3 separate regions of the Homo sapiens genome follow, and regions 1 and 2 are each linked to region 3. Evidence: chromatin loops called from intact Hi-C (ENCODE). Cell type or tissue: heart left ventricle. All regions are shown on one strand.

The links. A loop is a pair of places that touch in the nucleus more often than their neighbours do. Peaks named below come from ENCODE experiments on the same cell type or tissue, not always from the same donor. Only the 100,000 strongest peaks of a DNase experiment are listed, where the experiment ranks them.
Region 1: a loop joins it to region 3, with 7 times the contacts of the local background. A loop is called at or near these places in 27 of 110 quality-filtered maps.
Region 2: a loop joins it to region 3, with 5 times the contacts of the local background. A loop is called at or near these places in 29 of 110 quality-filtered maps.

What each region holds. Positions count from the first base shown.
Region 1 is chr1:47,737,201-47,739,700 of GRCh38, forward strand. No RefSeq gene overlaps it. Among named protein-coding and RNA genes, the nearest start is that of LINC01738, 50 kb to the left of the region's middle. In heart left ventricle, a CTCF peak has its summit at 1,561 (motif pointing right); a DNase peak (open chromatin) is centred at 1,531; H3K27me3 peaks cover 1,597 bases.
Region 2 is chr1:47,741,155-47,743,654 of GRCh38, forward strand. No RefSeq gene overlaps it. Among named protein-coding and RNA genes, the nearest start is that of LINC01738, 54 kb to the left of the region's middle. In heart left ventricle, no CTCF peak of the experiment used is centred here; no DNase peak of the experiment used is centred here.
Region 3 is chr1:47,996,256-47,998,755 of GRCh38, forward strand. TRABD2B (TraB domain containing 2B) reads right to left here and starts at 1,130. Exons shown (of 7, transcript NM_001194986.2): 1 at 433-1,130. The coding sequence starts at 534. RefSeq lists an enhancer at 1,622-1,671. In heart left ventricle, CTCF peaks have their summits at 1,541 (motif pointing right) and 1,745; DNase peaks (open chromatin) are centred at 664 and 1,506; H3K4me3 peaks cover 1,803 bases; H3K27ac peaks cover 1,074 bases; H3K27me3 peaks cover 893 bases.

The DNA of each region.
Region 1 (2,500 bases), 260 kb before region 3:
GAGGAGACATGGCCTCAGCCCCTGCTCCTCTGTAATTGCACAGCCACCACACAGGGTGGTCGCTGTGGCATATCTTAAAGTGGTGGGAGTTGGGGAGGAGCAGTCACACCTGCAGTAACAGCTTTCACACAATTGTCCCCAGTGTTTGATTTGCTCCTCTCAGTAGACTGTGATGCTCTGTGGCAGGCCCAGTGGTTGAGATATGTTCCCTAACGCTGGGATCCAATCACATTTCTAAGTACCGAGGAGATGTTGGCTGAGCCCAGGGCAATGGGAAGACATTTGTGATTCCTTCTTGACCTTGAATCTGGTGGGTCTCAGAAGACCTCGAAACTCTCTATCCCCAGAGTAGAAAAAGTCCAAAGACTTCCCAGTTTGATAATGAGCTTTATAGACTATTTGGAGAACCATTTCCCCACTAATGCAATACAATTGTATTAGCTTTAGTTTTCATGTGGTACCTTAGGCCTCTCAACTTGTTCATCCTACATATGTGCTATTATATATGCTTTGACCTGCGTCTCCCATTCTCTCTTCCCTTCTCTACCTGTAGTAACCACTGTTTTATTCTCTGAAAGAACCATCTTAATACAGATTTATTTCATATTTTTAAATATTTCTTTTCTTTCAGATTATTCTAGTATTTTTTAGGTTTATTCTAATTTTTCATTGTAAATGAAACACAAGCTCATTACATTTTCGGGAATAAAGAAAAATAAAAAATGAATTCCGCAGAACAACCATTAAGAATATTTGAGACTATTCTCTCATAATCTTTCCACACATGTATTTTTATTTTACACAATTGAGATAATACTTCCTACACAAGTTGTAAACTGTTTTCCTACCCCCAAATTAGCTCAAAACTAAGTCCTCACGTTATTATACAGCACTTACATGCATTATTTTAGTGGCATACTATTCAAGCAAGTGGATGTGCTATAACTTAGTCTTCTACTGTTGGGCAGGTTGGTTGTTTCTACATGTTTGCCATTACATGCAGTGATGGATTGTGCTTTCTTATTCATGAACCTCTGCCCACATGATGAAATTACCAGACCAGTTTTTGAGGCATTCAGTCCAAACTGCCAGAACAATGCCTGTGGGTTTAGAAAAGCAATAGTAGCTGAGAATAAGAGAAATACTTGTTTCCTTTCACATGCCTTCTCTCATAACTGTAAGTTCCTCTTGATACCTTGCATGGGGTCTTAAATATTGTTGTTACTCATGAAATATTTGCTGTATTGTAATACCAATTGGAATTATTAGCTAAAGTTGAGAAGAGAAAAACAGAACTGGAGAGAAGAAGGGAAAGACAGGTAGATCAAACATTAGAGGGAAATACTTTGAACCACATCTGTCCCTCTCTCTGCCCTGCTGCAGTTTTCTGTTTTAAAGTCTCCACTAGGCACTTAGGGAATTGTAGAAACGGTAATACATTGAATCCAGGAAAATGAAGTGTGAAGACCCAGAGATGTGCTCAGAACATAAGGTGGAGGGGCCAAGGCAGAGTTGGGCCGCACTAGGCTGGACAGCGGTCAAGGGCTCTGGGGTTGGCCCATCTCATAGATGAACTCTAGGTGGCGCTGTGGCCACAAAAGTTTTGGGCTGAGGAATTTTGGCAAAGCTGTTAGGAATCTGTGGGTGGGAGCGAGGAAGGGAGAGAGGTAAAGAAAGAATAGTGGACTGGAGTGAAGGAGACACACACACACACACACACACACACACACACGTAGATGGGTGGGGGGGTGGGGGTGGTGGTGGCAGGAATAAGTGAATGGCTCAGACAGTGCTTGGTCCAGAAGAGAGAAAATAAACTGAGGGATCATCAAATTCATTCATTTACTTAATATAAGCATTGATCAAGCCCCATCTTGTGCCTGTCGCTGGGACAGATGGTGGGGATAAAAGGGCGCTTGAGCAGCCACCTCCCTGAGGTCCTGTGGCTTATGAGAAGTGAGTGTGATGGCCATCCATTAGCCCCCAGTGAATCAGTAGTGGCAGACTTGAGATGGACCCTGAAGAAAGAAAAGGGGGCCTATGAAGGGCTGTGATGAGGAAGTGACCTGGTTTTGTAGAGAAGGAAGGATTGCAGAGATGGTTGCCCAGTGGAAGGTACTAAAGGTGAGATCTGAAGGTAGCCAAGACTGAACCGGGGAGAGAGGATTGCCTGCAGGCTTGGCATGTTCTGCTCTGCTCCTTCTTTCATGTAGGAAGCATGTTGGGGCAGTGTCTGGCCTGCCTTCTAGAGTTTATCCAGAGTTTGTACCCTCTTTGCTCCTATTATTGTAGTTCAGTGGGCATATAGAAGTGATTCTGCAGGAATATGTTTGCTCTGCTGACCCAAATGCTCACCTGGGTGCATCACCCAAAGGACTTGTGTTGGGATAAGTTTTAGGAAGTATGATTGTGGCCATACATCAAAGCAGCCTTTTCAATCTATATTCACCAGTACTGAGGCTGATATTTTTATCTCCTCCTATATGATTCACATATCTGT
Region 2 (2,500 bases), 260 kb before region 3:
AACTTAGGCAATACCATCCTGGACATAGGAGCAGGCAAAGATTTTATGACAAAGACATCAAAAGCAATCACAACTAAAGCAAAAATTGACAAGTGGGATCTAATTAAACTTAAGACCTCCTGCACAGCAAAAGGAAACTATCAACAGAGTAAACAGACTACTTACAGAATGGGAGAAAACATTTGCAAACTATGCATCTGACCAAGGTCTAATATCCAGCATCTATAAGGAACTTAAACAAATTTTCAAGAGAAAAAAAAACCCATTAAAAAGTGGGCAAAAGACATGAACAGACACTTTTCAAAAGAAGACATACATGTGACCAACAAGCATATGAAAAAAAGTACAATATCACTGATCATTAGAGAAAAGCAAATCAAAACTACAATGAGATACCATCTCACACCAGTCAGAATGGCTATTACTATTTAAAGTAAAAAAAAAAAACAACAGATACTGGGGAGATTGTGGAGAAAAGGGAACACTTATACACTGTTGGTGGGAGTATAAATTAGTTCAACCATTGTGGAAAGCAGTATGATGATTCCTCAAAGAGCTAAAAGCAGAACTACCATTTGACCTAGCAATTCCATTACTGGGTATATACCCAGAGGAATATAAATCATTCTACCATAAAGATACATGCACATGAGTGTTCATTGCAGCAGTATTCACAATAGCAAAGATATGGAATCAACATAAATGCCCATCAATGGCACAAGATAAAGAAAACATGGTACATATACACCATGGAATACTATGCAGCCATAAAAAAGAATGAGATTATGTATTTTGCATGAACATGGATGGAGCTGGAGGCTATTATCCTTAGCAAACTAACTCAGGAACAGAATATCAAATACCACATGGTGTCACTTATAAGTGGGAGCTAAGTTATAAGAACCCGTGGACACAAAGAAGGAAACGATAGACACTGGGGTCTACTTGATGGTGGAGGCTGGAAGGAGGGAGAGGAGCAGGAAAGGTCACTATTGGGTACTGGTCTTAATACCTGGGTAATGAAATAATATGTAAAAACAGACCCCTGTGACGTGTGTTTACCTGTGTAACAAACCTTCACATGTACCCCCAAACCTAAAATAAAAGTTAAAAAAATTCCCATTAACCGATGGGAGCACTTTGGTTTATAAGAAAAGGCACTTGGAGCTTAGGAGAAAAACTAGCATGGTATATGAGCTTTCCCTTACTGCCTCCCTCATACCTTGTAAATTGTCACAGAAGTCTCCCTCACTAGATTCAGTTTTAGAACAGGAACATAGTTTATTTTTGTTAAATCAATCAAATACATTTACCAAATACTGCTTAACAAAAAAAAAGAAGGTGTCTGTTAGGTTAAGAGAAAGGGAGGCCGTTGGTGACCTTAGCAAGCCATGTTTGGGAGAGTGATGGGGGTCGTATAAGCTGGATTGCAGTGGGGAAGAGAATGGGAGATGAAACAGAGGTAGCTAGTGTAGACAATTCTTTTGAGGAGTTTGTGTGAGGTGTAGGAGTAGGCACCTGTCATTCTTTTTGGTTGCCCAGTAACTGCATCATCTCCCTATTTTTGGAGAATTCTCTACCTATGAATCTTGCTGAGAAACAGAGCCTGTCTCACATTACACATGAGGAAGGTACCAGATAAATACAGTACCTGTCTTCCCAGCTGGCCTGGAGTGGGGATGAACATAGGACAAGGCTTATGTATCAGAAGTGTTATCCCAGACTCAAAATCAGGAACAAGTAATGCACAAGAGGAATGTGTTCTGAGAGCACTGCTGGCTGTAAAATGATGAGTTCCTGGGATAGCAGAGCTAGCTACAGTGGTGTAAGCAGGGCTCACCATGGCACCAACAGAAAGGGAAGCGGTGGTAGTGGTAGTGGTGATGGTGTTAGTGGTGGTGATGGTGGTGGTGGCAGTGGTGGTGATGGTGGTGGCGGTGGCAATGGTAGGGGCAGTGGCGATGGCAGGGAGGTGGCAGTGATGGTGATGGTGATGGTGATGGAGGTGATGGTGATGGCCATGTTGGTGGAAGTGATGGTGGTGGTAGTGATGGTGGTGATGGTGATGGTGGTGGTGGTGGTGGTAGTGATGGTGGTGGTGGTGATAATGGTGACGGTGGTGATGGTGGCGGTGGTGGTGGTAGAAGTGGTGGTGGTGGTAGTGATGGTGGTGGTGGTGATAATGGTGATGGTGGTGATGGTGGTGGTGGTGGTGGTAGTGGTGGTGGTGGTGGTGGTGATGGTGATGGTGGTGGCAGTGGTGATAGCGGGAGTTGTGTTGGTGATGGTGGTGGTGGTGGTGGTGGTGATGGTGGTGGTGGTGATGGTGATGGAGGTGGTGATGGTGGTGGCAGTGATTATGGTGATATTGGTGGTGGTGGCCATGACGGGGGTGGTGGCAGTGATGGTGATGGTGATGGAGGTGATGGTGGTGGTCGTGTTGGTGGAAGTGGTGGTGGTGATGGTGGTTTTAGAAGCAGACCCAAACTGGTTTCTCCAG
Region 3 (2,500 bases):
GGGGGCAGAGTGTGTGAATGGGAGAGCAAAAGGGTTCGATGGAAGTCAAGAGAAGGGCAAGGAACGGTAGAAAAACACAGTCAGAAGCGGGCAGAGAGACCAGAAGGGTAAAGACAGAAAAAATATGAGAAAGGAGAGACAAAAAGGGGCAGAGAGAGAGGAGGCGTCCAAGCAGGACCACAAGTCAAGAGGAGAGCCCCAGAGCGGCAGCGTGTGGAGAAGGAACCGGAGAGGGAGCGCCCCTTCTCGCTCCTGGCTGGGAGCTGGAGCCGGGACAGGCAGGAGCGAAGGAAGGGCGCCCGAGGCTGCGCCCGGGGGGTGGAGGTGGAGCGGGCGGGCTAAGGTGGGTGCGGAAGCAGGACCCAAACCATGGTCCCACGGGACTAGAATACCCAGGCAGGCGGGAGAGTGGCCGGGCAGGCGCTCGCTCACCGATCCGGGCGGCCGGCACTGTCCTCCGTCCGGGGGCTGCGGGCGGGCGCGAGCGGTGGCGAGGAGGGCGGCGAGCAGCGGCCCCGCCAGGGCGGCGTGCATCCTGCCAGGGCCCGCGGGGCGCGGGGGACCCTCCTGGGCGGCGCCCCTCAGCGGGGCGGGGAGCCCCCAGTTGGGCACGGAGTTTCCTCTGGAGCACGGGGCTCCAGCCGCAGGATGCTGGGCGCCCTCTGGGGCGTGGCTGACTGTCCCTGTCGGACCTGGGGGTTTCTCTGGGGCCGGGCTCCGTCTGTTGGAAGAGGGAGACCCTCTAGGGCTGGGCCCCTCCCCCGGGCGCTCAACCTCGCTGGCCGAGCCCCCGGGTGCTGAGGGCGTGTTGGGGTCCGGGGGCGCGCGGGGTCCCGGAGCTGCGTCGCGGTCCAGGGGCGCGCGGGGTTCCTGGGGCAGAACCGAGAACCCGGGGTGCGCAAGGGTCCCGGGGTTATGCTGGGCACCCGGGGCACGCAAGGGTCCCAGGGGTGCGCGGCGCTCCAGGAGGCGCGCAGTGGGACAAGTGCGGCGGAAGGCGCGGCAGGGGTGGGGGGCGGCTCTGGGGCGACCGGCTGCCCCCGAGCCCGGCTCAGAGGGGCGGCGGGCGGCCGCGCGGCCGCTGCCCGGGCTCCGCCATGCTGCTCCGCGGCCGGGAGGGAGGGAGAGAGGAGGGCGGGAGAGCGGCGCGGAGCCGGGCCGGGCTGGGGGCTGGGGCCGCTGGGGCGGGGGAGGGGAGGACCTGGCGCGGGGGGCGGGGGGGCGAGGGGCCGGGGCCGCGCCGGGCCGGGCCGGGACGGGCCGGGCGGCAGGGAGTCAGGGCTAGCTCCGCGCCCGGGCGCGGCGAGGCGGGGTCTGATGGGCATGGCAGGCGCTCGCTCGCTCCTCTCTCGCTCCCTCGTTCGCTCCCTCACACGCGCGGAGGGAGGCGAAGCCCGCAGCAGCCACTTCCCAACTTTCCAAACTTCCCAGCGCAACTTTTTCCTCCCCTCCCCTGCCCGCGCCTCCTCCTCCCCCATCCCTCCTCCTTCCCTTCGCCAGGCGCGACCGGGCCGCAGCTTCCCCGTGCGGCCGCCAGAGGGCGCCCGGGCTAAGGACCCGCTCGGCCAACCTCCGCCGGCTCGGCGGCGGACGCGGACTGGTGGCAGCGACAGATTTGGGGACCAGCCTCGCCCAACGCATCCGTCCCGCAGATCCTGGCAGGAGCGAACAGCGAGAGGGACAGGAGTTGGACTGGGGAGGCAGCAATCACACAAAATTCAGAAAGCTGCTGTGTGCAACCTTATGTCACGCGTAGCTCTGGGATGCGCTTGGTAGATGCTCTGCAAACACCAAATGTAAAAGAAAAGAAAAGAAATCCTCAAAATTCCTTGGAATCTTCCATTTAAGTAATCCCCTCTTATCTATGTCCTTGGACCCACGCAGGATCCCTGTGTCTGTCTCTGGAAGAGTGAGAATTGATATCCCAGTTTCTTAGACCACAAGACTTGAAAGACCCCTTAAACCAACCTACCCTTCCTCAAGAGGCAAATGAGACTTAGAGAAGGCCAGAGCACAAGATCTAAGCTTCTGAGCCGTTTCCAGCAAATGAAGAAAGGGAGGCACAGGCACCCCTGCTTGGTTCTGTTAAAGGAGAGTTTGTCGTCTCTTCCTATCCTGACAACAAAGATTGACAGATGAATTAGGTCATACTGTCAGGAGCCCACAGCCTAGAGAAGGAGACAGACAGAGACAGATATGCAAAGACGCCATTAAAATACAGATGATGAGGGCCAGGAGAGACAGAAGCACAAGGAAATGGGAGCAGAGAGGAAGAGCTCCTAACACAGCTCAGAGGCCCAGGGAAGACGCCTGGGAGATGGTCTTGAAAAATAAGTCAGAGGTAGCTTAGAGAAGGAGGTGCACATGCCTTCCAAGCGGAGGAAGAGCAGGTGCCAAGGCGCAGCAGTGTGAGAGCACACCTGCAGGGGACTGCAAGCAGTTACCCATGGCTGCGGCAAAAAGCAAGTGGCAGGAGCTGAAGTTGTGTCTTCTGGCCAAG